Linked DNA regions of Homo sapiens: region 2 is linked to region 1. A link is a contact called in ENCODE Hi-C or POLR2A ChIA-PET data. All regions are on one chromosome and are shown on one strand. Each heading gives the region's core, a stretch centred on a gene start or an enhancer-like site at or near the end of the contact. The rest is flanking DNA. Distances are from core to core; before and after follow the strand shown. Region 1 holds the start of IPP (intracisternal A particle-promoted polypeptide). Region 2 holds the start of LRRC41 (leucine rich repeat containing 41).

What was found. Hi-C counts contacts between places; a loop is a spot of excess contacts on that map. ChIA-PET counts read pairs that join two places held with the same protein, here RNA polymerase II (POLR2A). Pooled maps may share reads with other maps.
Region 2: a loop to region 1 is called in a map of B cell, with 23 times the contacts of the local background. The contact joins the promoter of LRRC41 here to the promoter of IPP in region 1. A Hi-C loop is called at or near these places in 1 of 168 maps with a recorded cell type or tissue (B cell) and 8 of 50 pooled maps. POLR2A ChIA-PET finds 5 or more read pairs at or near these places in 1 of 52 experiments (activated CD4-positive, alpha-beta T cell).

The regions. Positions count from the first base shown.
Region 1 is chr1:45,748,279-45,753,834 of GRCh38, forward strand. IPP (intracisternal A particle-promoted polypeptide) reads right to left here and starts at 2,375. Exons shown (of 9, transcript NM_005897.3): 1 at 2,319-2,375. It overlaps LOC105378693 (a long non-coding RNA gene), which reads left to right and starts at 2,671. Exons shown (of 3, transcript XR_947290.2): 1 at 2,671-2,970. RefSeq lists a silencer at 2,216-2,485.
Region 2 is chr1:46,302,336-46,307,445 of GRCh38, forward strand. LRRC41 (leucine rich repeat containing 41) reads right to left here and starts at 1,281. Exons shown (of 10, transcript NM_006369.5): 1 at 789-1,281. The coding sequence starts at 987. UQCRH (ubiquinol-cytochrome c reductase hinge protein) reads left to right here and starts at 1,363. Exons shown (of 4, transcript NM_006004.4): 1 at 1,363-1,485. The coding sequence starts at 1,432. RefSeq lists silencers at 1-36, 67-136, 487-636, 667-716, 767-826 and enhancers at 817-1,216, 952-1,535, 1,536-2,117.

The DNA of each region.
Region 1 (5,556 bases), core at 1,125-3,624:
AAACAATTATTATGTGCCAATTTAAAAAATATCTATTTTGGGGGACAGGGTCTCACTCTGTCACCCAAATTGAAGTGAAAAATAAATTTTTTAAAGAGGGTGAAAGGGGCTGGGCACAGTGGCTCATACCTGTAAGCCCAGATTTTTAGGAGGCTGAGGCAGGCAGATCGCTTGAGTCCAGGAGTTTGAGACCAGTCTGGGCAACATGGCTAAACCCTGTCTCTACTAAAAATACAAAAAAATTAGCCAGGCATGATAGCACAGGCCTGTAGTCCCAGCTACTCAGGGGAGGCTGAGGTGGGAGGACCACCTGAGCCAGGGAAGTCCAGGCTGCAGTGAGCTGAGATGGTGCCACTGCACTCCAGCCTGGACAACAGAGCAAGACCGTGTCTCAACAACAACAACAACAAAAAGCAGGTGCGGTGACTCACGCCTTTAATCCCAGCACTTTGGAAGGCTGAGGCGGGTGGATCACCAGAGGTCAGGCGTTCAGGACCAGCCTGGCCAACATGGTGACCCCATCTCTACTAAAAAATACAAAAAATTACCCAGTCATGGTGGTGGGCGCCTGTAATCCCAGTGACGTGGGCGGCTGAGGCAGGAGAATCGCTTGAACCTGGGAGGCAGAGGTTGCAGTGAGTGGAGATGGAGCCACTGCATTCCAGCCTGGGCAACAGAGAGACTCCGTCTCAAAAAAAAAAAAGGAAAAAAAGGGGGTGGGGGCGGAGAAACCATGTATTTGGCCCTACACAGAAATGTGACCTGGAACTATTATCAACATGACATGACTGTCAGGCCTTTTCTGTTTTACATTTCTGTCAGCACATTTTGAACCCTAGTGGTTTAATTACAAGGTACCTCCTCTGTCCCCTACTTCAAGGCATCAAGCACAGCCACTGAGCTAAAATGCTGCCTCCTGCTACAAGAAAGAGTTGACTGAATATCCATTCGGGTGGCAGACAACAGAAATACTAGTCTGTTACCATGCTTCTCAGTAACTGCTGATACCATCCCACTGTCAGTGGAGTAGGAACGTCATCCCAAAAGGTGGCATGTGGAGTGACCATATTTCCAAAGGAAAAGAGCACAATTCTGTGACGTTGCATGCCTCACGTGCCCCAAACTTGAAAAGCAGATTGTTGACTGGGCAAGGTGGCTCACACCTATAACCCCAGCACTTTGGGATGTCCTGTCGGGAGGATCGCTTGATTTTTTGTTTTTTTTTTTTGTTTTGTTTTTGTTTTTTGTTTTTTTTTTTTTGAGACGGAGTCTCGCTCTGTCGCCCAGGCTGGAGTGCAGTGGCACGATCTCGGCTCACTGCAAGCTCCGCCTCCCGGGTTCACGCCATTCTCCTGCCTCAGCCTCCCGAGCAGCTGGGACTACAGGCGCCCGCCACCACGCCCGGCTAATTTTTTGCATTTTTAGTAGAGACGGGGTTTCACCGTGTTAGCCAGGATGGTCTCGATCTCCTGACCTCGTGATCCGCCCGCCTCGGCCTCCCAAAGTGCTGGGATTACAGGCGTGAGCCACCGCGCCCGGCCAGGGAGGATCGCTTGAGTCCTAGAGTTCAAGACCAGCCTGGGCAATACAGCGAGCCCCCCGCCGCAAAAAAAATTGTTTTAACATTAGCTGGCTGTGATGGGGCAAGCCTGTACTTCCGGCTACTTGGGAGGCTGAGGTGAGAGGATCGCTAGAGCCTGAGAAGTCGAGGCTGCAGTGAGTTGTGATCGCACCACTGCATTCCAGCCTAGGAGAAGGGGCGAGACTGTCTCAAAAAAAAAAGCAGATTATTAGGAAACGGTAGAAATGCCCAGAGGAACTAAAGCGGACCTATGTTTGCTGGCTTTGAATTCACTGCTGGGAACATGTGGAAACTGCTTCAGCAAAGGGGTGTCAGAAAGAATCCCCGGAACAAGTGTCAAAACACCCGTGGTTCTTTGTGCTTGAGTTGGGGGCCCGGCCTAGAGAGCTAGCCCTAAACTGCTGCTACACTAAAAGCTAATAATCGTTCCTGCGCTACCTAAAGGTCAGGGAAGGGATCTCAGACAAACGAGGCGACAACAGAGGGACTGGGGACACAGCCTCAGGATTCCCCAGTTGGGGCGGGGGAGGCAGGAGCGGTCCGGACGAGAAGGTCTGGGGAGGGCGACACTTAGACTGTCGGAGGAAGGCCTGCGGCGGCAGAAGGAAAGACAAGGAAATACACAGTTCTAGAGGCTTCTCTCACTCCAGTCCTCAGGGGTCCGGAAAGCCGGAGGGAGTAGAAGAGGAAGTTCCCAACCCCGTCACAGACGCGCCCGAACGCAGGCCCTCCTTACCCGCCGCTTCCCCTTCCCTCCGGCGCCCGCTCAGGCCCTGCGCGCGCAGTCGCGACCAGCCCCGGCCGGAGAGGGCGGGGGAAACCTGGCGGGGGTGACGAGGCGGGAGTGACTGGGCCGTACAGTTCCCCGAGAACTGGAGGCGAAGCCGGGCGGTGGGAAGGGACTTCGGACGCTTCGCGGGCCCTGGGTTTTCACTGCGCGTGCGCGAGGTTCTTCCGCTCGCGGGAGACTGGGCCGCTGGCGCCTCTCAGTGCCCACTGATGGGGCCCAGGGCTTGGGCTTGCTTCCCCAAGGATCAACAGCTTAGCTGCAAGCCTCTGCTTCTGCCTGCTGGGGCCGGCTGGCTCGCCCTTTCCATTCCGCTTGCACTCTGATTCTTGTGGTGTCCCAAGAAGGCCGCGGATCTCAGTTAAGCAGAGACGAGCCGAACACCTGGCACGGTCCTTCTCTACTGTTCTCTCGAATCGTTTTCTGAGTGCATGACTGAGCCTGGCACTGAAGGGATACTTATTTTGGGGAAGGAAGAACTCAAAAGTCCAGTTTTTTTCACTGTTGACCCTCATGTGTCACATTAGTGGCTTTCAAACTGTTTTGATCCCAGCCTACGGTGAACAAAAATATTTTACATCAAACTCAATACCACATACTTGTGAGTATATATATAGAAGTATATATCTAACATAAAATCTCATTTCTTTATTTTTATTTTTATTTTTTATTTTTTGAGACGGAATTTCGCTCTTGTTGCCCAGGCTAGAATGAATGCAATGGCCGGATCTCGGCTCACCGCAACCTCCGCCTCCTGGGTTCAAGCGATTCTCCTGCCTCAGCCTCTCAAGTAGCTGGGATTGCAGGCATGCGCCACCATGCCCGGCTAATTTTGTATTTTTAGTACAGACTGAGTTTCTCCATGTTGGTCAGGCTGGTCTCAAACTCCCCACCTCAGGTGATCCGCCCGACTCGGCCTCCCAAAGTGTATTTCTTTCTCTTTTTATGAGACAGGGCCTGGCTTTGTCGCCCAGGCTGGAGTGCAGTGGTGCCATCTCGGCTCACTGCAGCCTCGACTTCCTGGGCTCTGGTAGTCCTCCCACCTCAGCCTCCTGAGTAGCTGGGACTACAGGCCTGTGCCACCACCGCCAGGCTAATTTTTTGTATTTTTAGTAGAGACAAGATTTCGCCATGTTGACCAGGCTGGTCTCCAACTCCTGGGCTCGAGTGATCCGCCCGCCTCGGCCTCCCAAAGTGCTGGGAGGTGTGAGCCACTGTGCCTGGCCTGAAACAAAATCTTCACAAAACTATGTTTACACTTACGACCCGCAGTGCACTAAATTTTTATTTCTTCTTTTCTACTTCATTACCAAAAACTGCTAACAGGGACCTATTGTCAGCAAACATTGTCAAAGACTTGGAAATGAGGAAAAGAGAATTCTGTGTGCCCTTTCAGTGTAAGGCTGGACGGATTTGCATCCATAGGGAGCTCTGACTTTCTATTGACTAAAGTATTTCACCAGAAAACTGGTAGTACTTAAAATAATTCTTGCCCGTCTGTAGAAAAGATACACCAAAACATTGTTTTATTGACCTGTAGCATATTAAGCCATTTTTACCCTTCTCAGCAAATTCATTTAAACATTCCTGATTCTTAGCAAATTCATGCTACATTCCTAAATATCTTACTGGCTCCCTTATAAGTTAATGAGATAAATAAAATATTTGATACTTTTTTTTTATATTTGTAAGAGAGTCATGGTTTTACTCTTCAGAAAATTATACTTCAGCACTACTAAAATCAATTTCATGACTTACTCTGGATTACACTTGTGAAAGTTAAGCATACAGATTGGGCCATTCTTCTCATACCCACCGAAAATGGTGGGAGGGGAAACACTGAGGGCACATTTCATTGCTCAAAGAATGTAATTCTCTGCAACCCTGTCTGCTGAAACTGCCTGTTGTAACCTGAAACCAGTTTTACCCAATAGCTATTGAAACAAACTGCCATGACTCAAAGACTAGTTTGGTTTTTTGGTGGTTTTTGTTGTTGTTGTTGGTTGTTGTTTTGTTTTTGACAGGGTCTCTCTCCCTGTCACCCAGGCTGAAGTGCAGTGGTGTGATTGGGGCGGGGCTCACTGCAGCCTTGACTTCCTGGGCTCAATCAATCCTCCCACTTTAGCTTCCCAAATAGTTGGAACTACAGCTGCATACCAGCAAGCCCAGTTAATTTTTGTCTTTTTTGTAGAGACAGGGTTTCATCATGTTGCCAGGCTGGCCTTGAACTCCCAGGCTTAAGTGATCCACTCACCTAAACCTCCCAAAGTCCTGGGATTACAGGCTTGAGCCACTGAGCCCAGCCTCAAAGGACTAGTTTTACCCACTGCAGTCACTCACCAATCAGAGCTTGCCAGCAACCTAAAACTTTCCTAGTGCCAATGAACTTTCTTTCAAAGCCATATGTAACATTTCTCCTTTTTGTAAAACCTCAAAGTGAACCAAAGAACACCCAGTCTGTGTATATGCTTTGAATTGCAATTCTTGCCTCCCAAATAAAATGTTAACTTTAGAATTGCTTGGACCTGGGAGGCAGAGATTGCAGTGAACTGAGATCATGCCACTGCACTCCAGCCTGGGCAAAACAGCAAGACTTTGTCTCAAAAAAAAAAAAATGCTTATAGGCTGCTATAGACTAAATTGTGTCCTCCCCATAATTTACATGTTGAAGCCCTAGCCTCCAATGTAATGGTATTTGGAGCTACCACAGTGAGGCAGTGGGATGCGTCTCCCCATAAAAGATAATCGCTAGCCCCTCCCGAAGGAGAACAGGATCCCAGACGAGCCCCCAAATTTATTGGAAACAAGTGCTTGGCGTAGCCAAAAGAAACCCACACTTAGACAGAAAATTTCTCAGTAAGGCACCTTTACTTCTGCAGGATGGTGCTGCTTGCGCCTGTTAAAATCACAAGAGCACACCAAACAAAGGAGGGAAGGAGTTTTTAATCCTAATGCAGTTCCTGTTTTTGTGTCCTTCCCCTATTGACTGGGGTTGGACTGCACAATCTAAGCTGATCCTGATTGGCTAAGACTTAAACTTTTCCAAATATGGTAAACGCACAATTTGCAAAAAGAAGAAGAAGGGGGGCAGGTAGGATTGATTTACAACTTTTACAACTTACGAGCGGAAAGTTGAGTCTTTGAAGAGGCACTTAGTTGTCCCAACAATTTCCCCTCTTCTGTTCTA
Region 2 (5,110 bases), core at 31-2,530, 550 kb after region 1:
GCCGCTCCGGGCCCCCCTCCACTCGCTCTCCGGTCCCTCCTCGCCGCTCGAGCCGATCCGAGTGGCCTCCGGCGCTCCCTGTCCTGCGGGTCGCACGGTCGCTCGGTCGCTTAGTCAGTTTGGCACCCGAGACCCCGGTTGTCGGTTCGCTCCCGTCAGCCCTGGGCCGTCAGACAGGCCGCGGCGCCCCGACCCTTTCGTTCGGCCTCTCCCCCTGCCCCATTCCCTCGCTCTCCAATCTGCTGTCCTCCCCTCCGCCCATCGGCTTGGCCTCCGGAATCTCGACCCCCGTGGCGTGTCAGGCAGATGCTGGAGCCCCGGGGCCATCAGTCAGGTTCGGTGGCCCCGGGCCTGGCCTGGCCTTGCCTTAGGCCGGGCCTCCTAACCTCGGCCCCTGCCCTAGGGCAGCCGGGCCATCGCTGCCCACCGGTTCGACATCCGAGACTCTCCTGCCCGGCCCAGCCGAGTGTCAGTTCGCGCGGCCCACAGCCGCAATCCAGCCTCAGTCGCCCGGGCCCAGCCTGCTTCGCTCCAGACCGGGCCTCCTGGCCTCGCCCCCCGCGCCCCCGAGCCAGGCCGCGGTGCGGGTCAGCCTGCCCATTTAGGTCTCCGTCTTTACTCTGTCCAGCCCTGTCAGTCACAAAATTCATTCTCCGATCCTACGAGCTGGCTTTCAGCGCCCCAGGCTGGGCCTTGCCCCGGGCCTCCCGGCCTCGCCCCCCGCGCCCCCCGGCCGCTGGGCCGCCCCTTGCTCTTAGCCAGAGGTAGCCCCTCACCCCGCGACTTACCCCACACCCCGCTCTCCAGAACCCCCATATGGGCGCTCACCGCCCGCCCGCACAGCTCGAACAGGGCGGGGGGAGCGTTGGGGCCCGAGGCCGAGCTCTTCGCTGGCGCCGCCTCCCGGGACGTGGCCTCCATGGTCGTTGCCGCCGCTACCTCACAGAACCAGCAACTCCGGGCGCGCCAGGCCTCGGGCGCCGCCATCTTGGGGAGGTGCGCGAGCCCGAGAGTGTCGCCCGCGGACCGCCATCTTGAAAAGGTCAGCAGTTAGGACGGCTCCATAAGCGATATGGGGAAGAATGTGAATTATTCTAAAGAAATTTCGAAGAAATTAGCACACTTTCCAAGTCTCTTAGGAGCTACTATTTTAGATAAACTCCTAGATCAATTATACTTGGGTGTGGTATGACTAAGGGGATGTTTCTTAGCAAAGCCTCCTCGGGTGCAAACATCAGCTACCCCTAACCTCTGCCTGCGGCTGGTAGTACATGCCAATCTGAGCATGTGTTCGCGACCACGATGAGTGTGCCGCACTTCCGGCCAGATCGCCGGATTTCCGCTGAGTGACCCTTACAAGTCCTTCTTGATCCTGAACTGGGTTAGGTGCCGCTGTTGCTGCTCGTGTTGAATCTAGAACCGTAGCCAGACATGGGACTGGAGGACGAGCAAAAGATGCTTACCGAATCCGGAGATCCTGAGGAGGTAAGGCAAGGCGATCCACTCGGCCCTCTTCTCTGCCCTGAAGCCCAGGACCTAGCCCGCCAAAACACGCACGGGGCCCTCTTAGCCCCCAGTTTACCCTCTAGGGTTTGCATAGTCGGGAGCTCTAGTTCCCTCGACCTTTCCCCAGAATTCGTCCGGTGACTTTGGACAGATAGATGACTAGTTTTTCTCTGGGCCTCGGCTTCTGCATTCTGTGAATGTAGTGAAGGTTTGAGAGCGAAAATGTTTTGTGGACTAAAGTCTTGTAAAAATATGACCTATGTTTGCAGTCAGTCAGATGTTCTGAAGCCCGCGTTTCACAGATTTGGGGAGCAAACAGACCGCCTTGCCCCAGCTCAGGTTAGGAATCCCTACCACATCTTCTATGGAGGTTCGGAAGACCTGGCCTTGTGTTCCTTTTCTTTGAGGAAGGTGTGTGTCTTTGGGGACAATGAAAGAATGTACGATGTGATTCTGTGATGGAAGAGGGAGCTCTTTCCCAGAGAAAGAGTGCTGCTATAATTATTGACTGCTTGCTATTCCAAGTGCTTTATATGCACTAATTAATTTTTTTTTTTTTTTTGAGATGGAATCTCGCTCTGTCGCCCAGGCTGGAGTGCAGTGGCGTGGTCTCGGCTCGCTGCAACCTCCGCCTCCTGGGTTCAAGCGATTCTCCTGCCTCAGCCTCCCAGGTAGCTGGGACTACAGGTGTCCGCCACCACGCCTGGCTAATTTTTGTGTTTTTAGTAGCGACGGGGGTTTCACTCTGTTGGCCAGGCTGATCTCGAACTCCTGACCTAGTGATCCGCCCACCCCGGCCTCCCAAAGTCCTGGGATTACAGGCGTGAGCCACCGCGCCCGGCCCTAATTCATTTCATCTACACACTATTCCTATGAAGTAAGTGTTGGGTACTATTAGTGCCATTTTTACAGATGAGGAAACAAGCATAGAGGTTAAATATCTTTTCTAAGGTCATGCAGCTACCAAATTGGTGCAGCCAGGAATTGCGGCCAAGCAGCGCGGTTCTAGAACCAGGACTCTTATCAATTTTGCGACACAGCTACTAGTTGTTTCTAATCTCATTTCCTGTCCGTCTGTTCTCTGGTCACTTGGGGGCAGCCATTCTGGGCTGTGGGTTCAGAATAATTGGAGACTTATTTATCCCTTAATTTTTCTAGTCTTATTATTTCTAAAAAGAAATAGAACCTGAGGCCGGGCGCAGTGGCTCACGCCTGTAATCCCAACACTTTAGGAGGACGGCCGAGGCAGACAGGTAGCATGAGTCCAGGAGTTGGACCAGCCTGGGCAACGTGGCGAAACCCCGTCTCTACAAAAAATATAAAAATTAGCCGGGCATGGTGGTGAACGCCTGTGGTCTCAACTGCTCGGGAGTTTGAGCCCAGGAAGTCCAGGCTGCAGTGAGCCGTGATCGTGTCACTGCACTCCAGCCGAGGCAACCCGAGTGAGACCCTGTCTCAAAAAAAAAAAAAAAAAAAAAAACTAAAGAAAGAAATGGAGCCTGCCTCAGAAAGGTCAGCAAGATCCACCGCTGCAATAGATGAGAAAAAGCAAGTAATTAAGCAGTCAGTTTTAAACTAGGGTATTCTGGCCGGGCGCGGTGGCTCATGCCTGTAATCCCAGCACTTTGGGAGGCCGAGGCGGGTGGATCGGGAGGCCGAGGCGGGTGGATCGGGAGGCCGAGGCGGGTGGATCAGGAGGTCAGGAGATCCAAACCATCCTGGCTAACATGGTGAAACCCCTTCTCTACTGAAAATACAAAAAATTAGCCGGGCGTGGCGGCGGGCGCCTGTAGTCCCAGCTACTCGAGAGGCTGAGGCAGAATGGCGTCAACCCGAGAGGCGAAGCTTGCAGTGAGCCAAGGTCGCGCCACTGCACTCCAGCCTGGGCGACAGAGCGAGACTCCGTCTCAAAATAAATAAATAAATAAATAAAATAAAATAAACTATGGTATTCTATGAGGAACCCATAATTTTTTTTTTTTGAGACGGAATCTTGCTCTGTCTCCCAGGCTGGAGTGCAGTGGCGTGATCCGGCTCACTGCAACCTCCGCTCCCGGGTTCAAGCGATTCTCTTTTGCCTCAGCCTCCTGAGTAGCTGAAATTACAGGCGCACGCCACCTAATTTTTGTATTTTTAGTAGAGACAGGGTTTCACCGTGTTAGCCAGGATGGTCTGGATCTGACCTCCTGATCCGCCCTCCTCGGCCTCCCAAAGTGCTGGGATTACAGGCCTGAGCCACCGCGCCCGGCTGAGGAACGCAAAATTATTGAGGATTAAATCTTTTTATCTGGTGTGATCTTGGTTTTTCTCAGTGACTGGAAATTTTACATGTAGCAATCCATATTCAAACATATTTGGATTTATTTTTTCAAAACCTGCCATGTTATTTTTGACACAAAATTATCAGTGACACAGAATTACCAGTGTTGTAGCATTGCTAATAGGGAAATGATATAAGGGTCTTGTATCTACGGTCCTAATTTCTGTTTTCTAACTCGGGCAGAATGTAATTTTAGTTTTTTTGGGAAAACTTTTTCAGTTTTTTTTTTTTTTTTTTTGTGACGGAGTCTCGCTCTTGCCTGGCTGGAGTACAGTGGCGCGATCTCACTGCAACCTCTGCCTCCTGGGTTCAGGCAATGCTCCTGCCTCAGTCTCCCGAGTAGCTGGGACTACAGGCGTGTGCCATCACGCCCAGCTAATTTTTGTAATTTTAGTAGAGATGGGGTTTCACCATGTTGGCCAGGATGGTCTCAATCTCTTGACCTCGTGATCCTCCTGCCTTGGCCTCCCAAAGTGCTGGGATTACAGACATGAGCCACTGCACCCGGCTTTCAGTATGTTTTTTAAAAGAGCAGCATTAAGAAACCTTGTTAATGAAAAACTAGAATTTACATCCTAAATAGCATCTTCATATTTAGAAGAAACCTTTGCCAATTGTGAGAATAAATAGCCTGGATTCCAAATTGAACCTTTCCTACCCCTCACTCCCAGCTTGTATGAGCTTTGGTGGCTTCACTGAATGGCATGGTAGAGGATGAAACATGTATTAGGACTTTTTTTGGAGACGGGGTCTCACTCTTGTCACCCAGACTGGGGTGCAGTGGTACAGTCATAGCTCACTGCAGCCTCAAACCCCTGGGCTCAAGGGATCCTCCCACCTCGGCCTTCTGAGTAGCCATGACCACAGACGTGCGCCACCATGCCCGGCTAATTTATTTATTTTTGAGACGGAGTCTCTCTGTCGCCCAGGCTGGAGTGCAGGGGTAGGATCTTGGCTCCTGCAACCTCTGCCTCCTGGTTTCAGGTGATTCTCCTGCCTCAGCCTCCTGAGTAGCTGGGATTTCAGGCGCGTGCCACCATGCCCAGGTAATTTTTGTATTTTTAGTAGAGACGGGGTTTCACCATGGTGGCCGGGCTGATTGAGAACTCCTGACCTCAGGTGATCTGGCCACCTCAGCCTCCCAAAGTGCTGGGATTACAGGTGTGAACCACTATGCCCAGCCTGTTTTTAATTTTTTTAGAGATGGGGTCTTGTCATGTTGCCCAGGCTGGTCTCAAGCAGTCCTCTCACCTGGCCCTGTATTGGAGTTCTGAAAACATGATT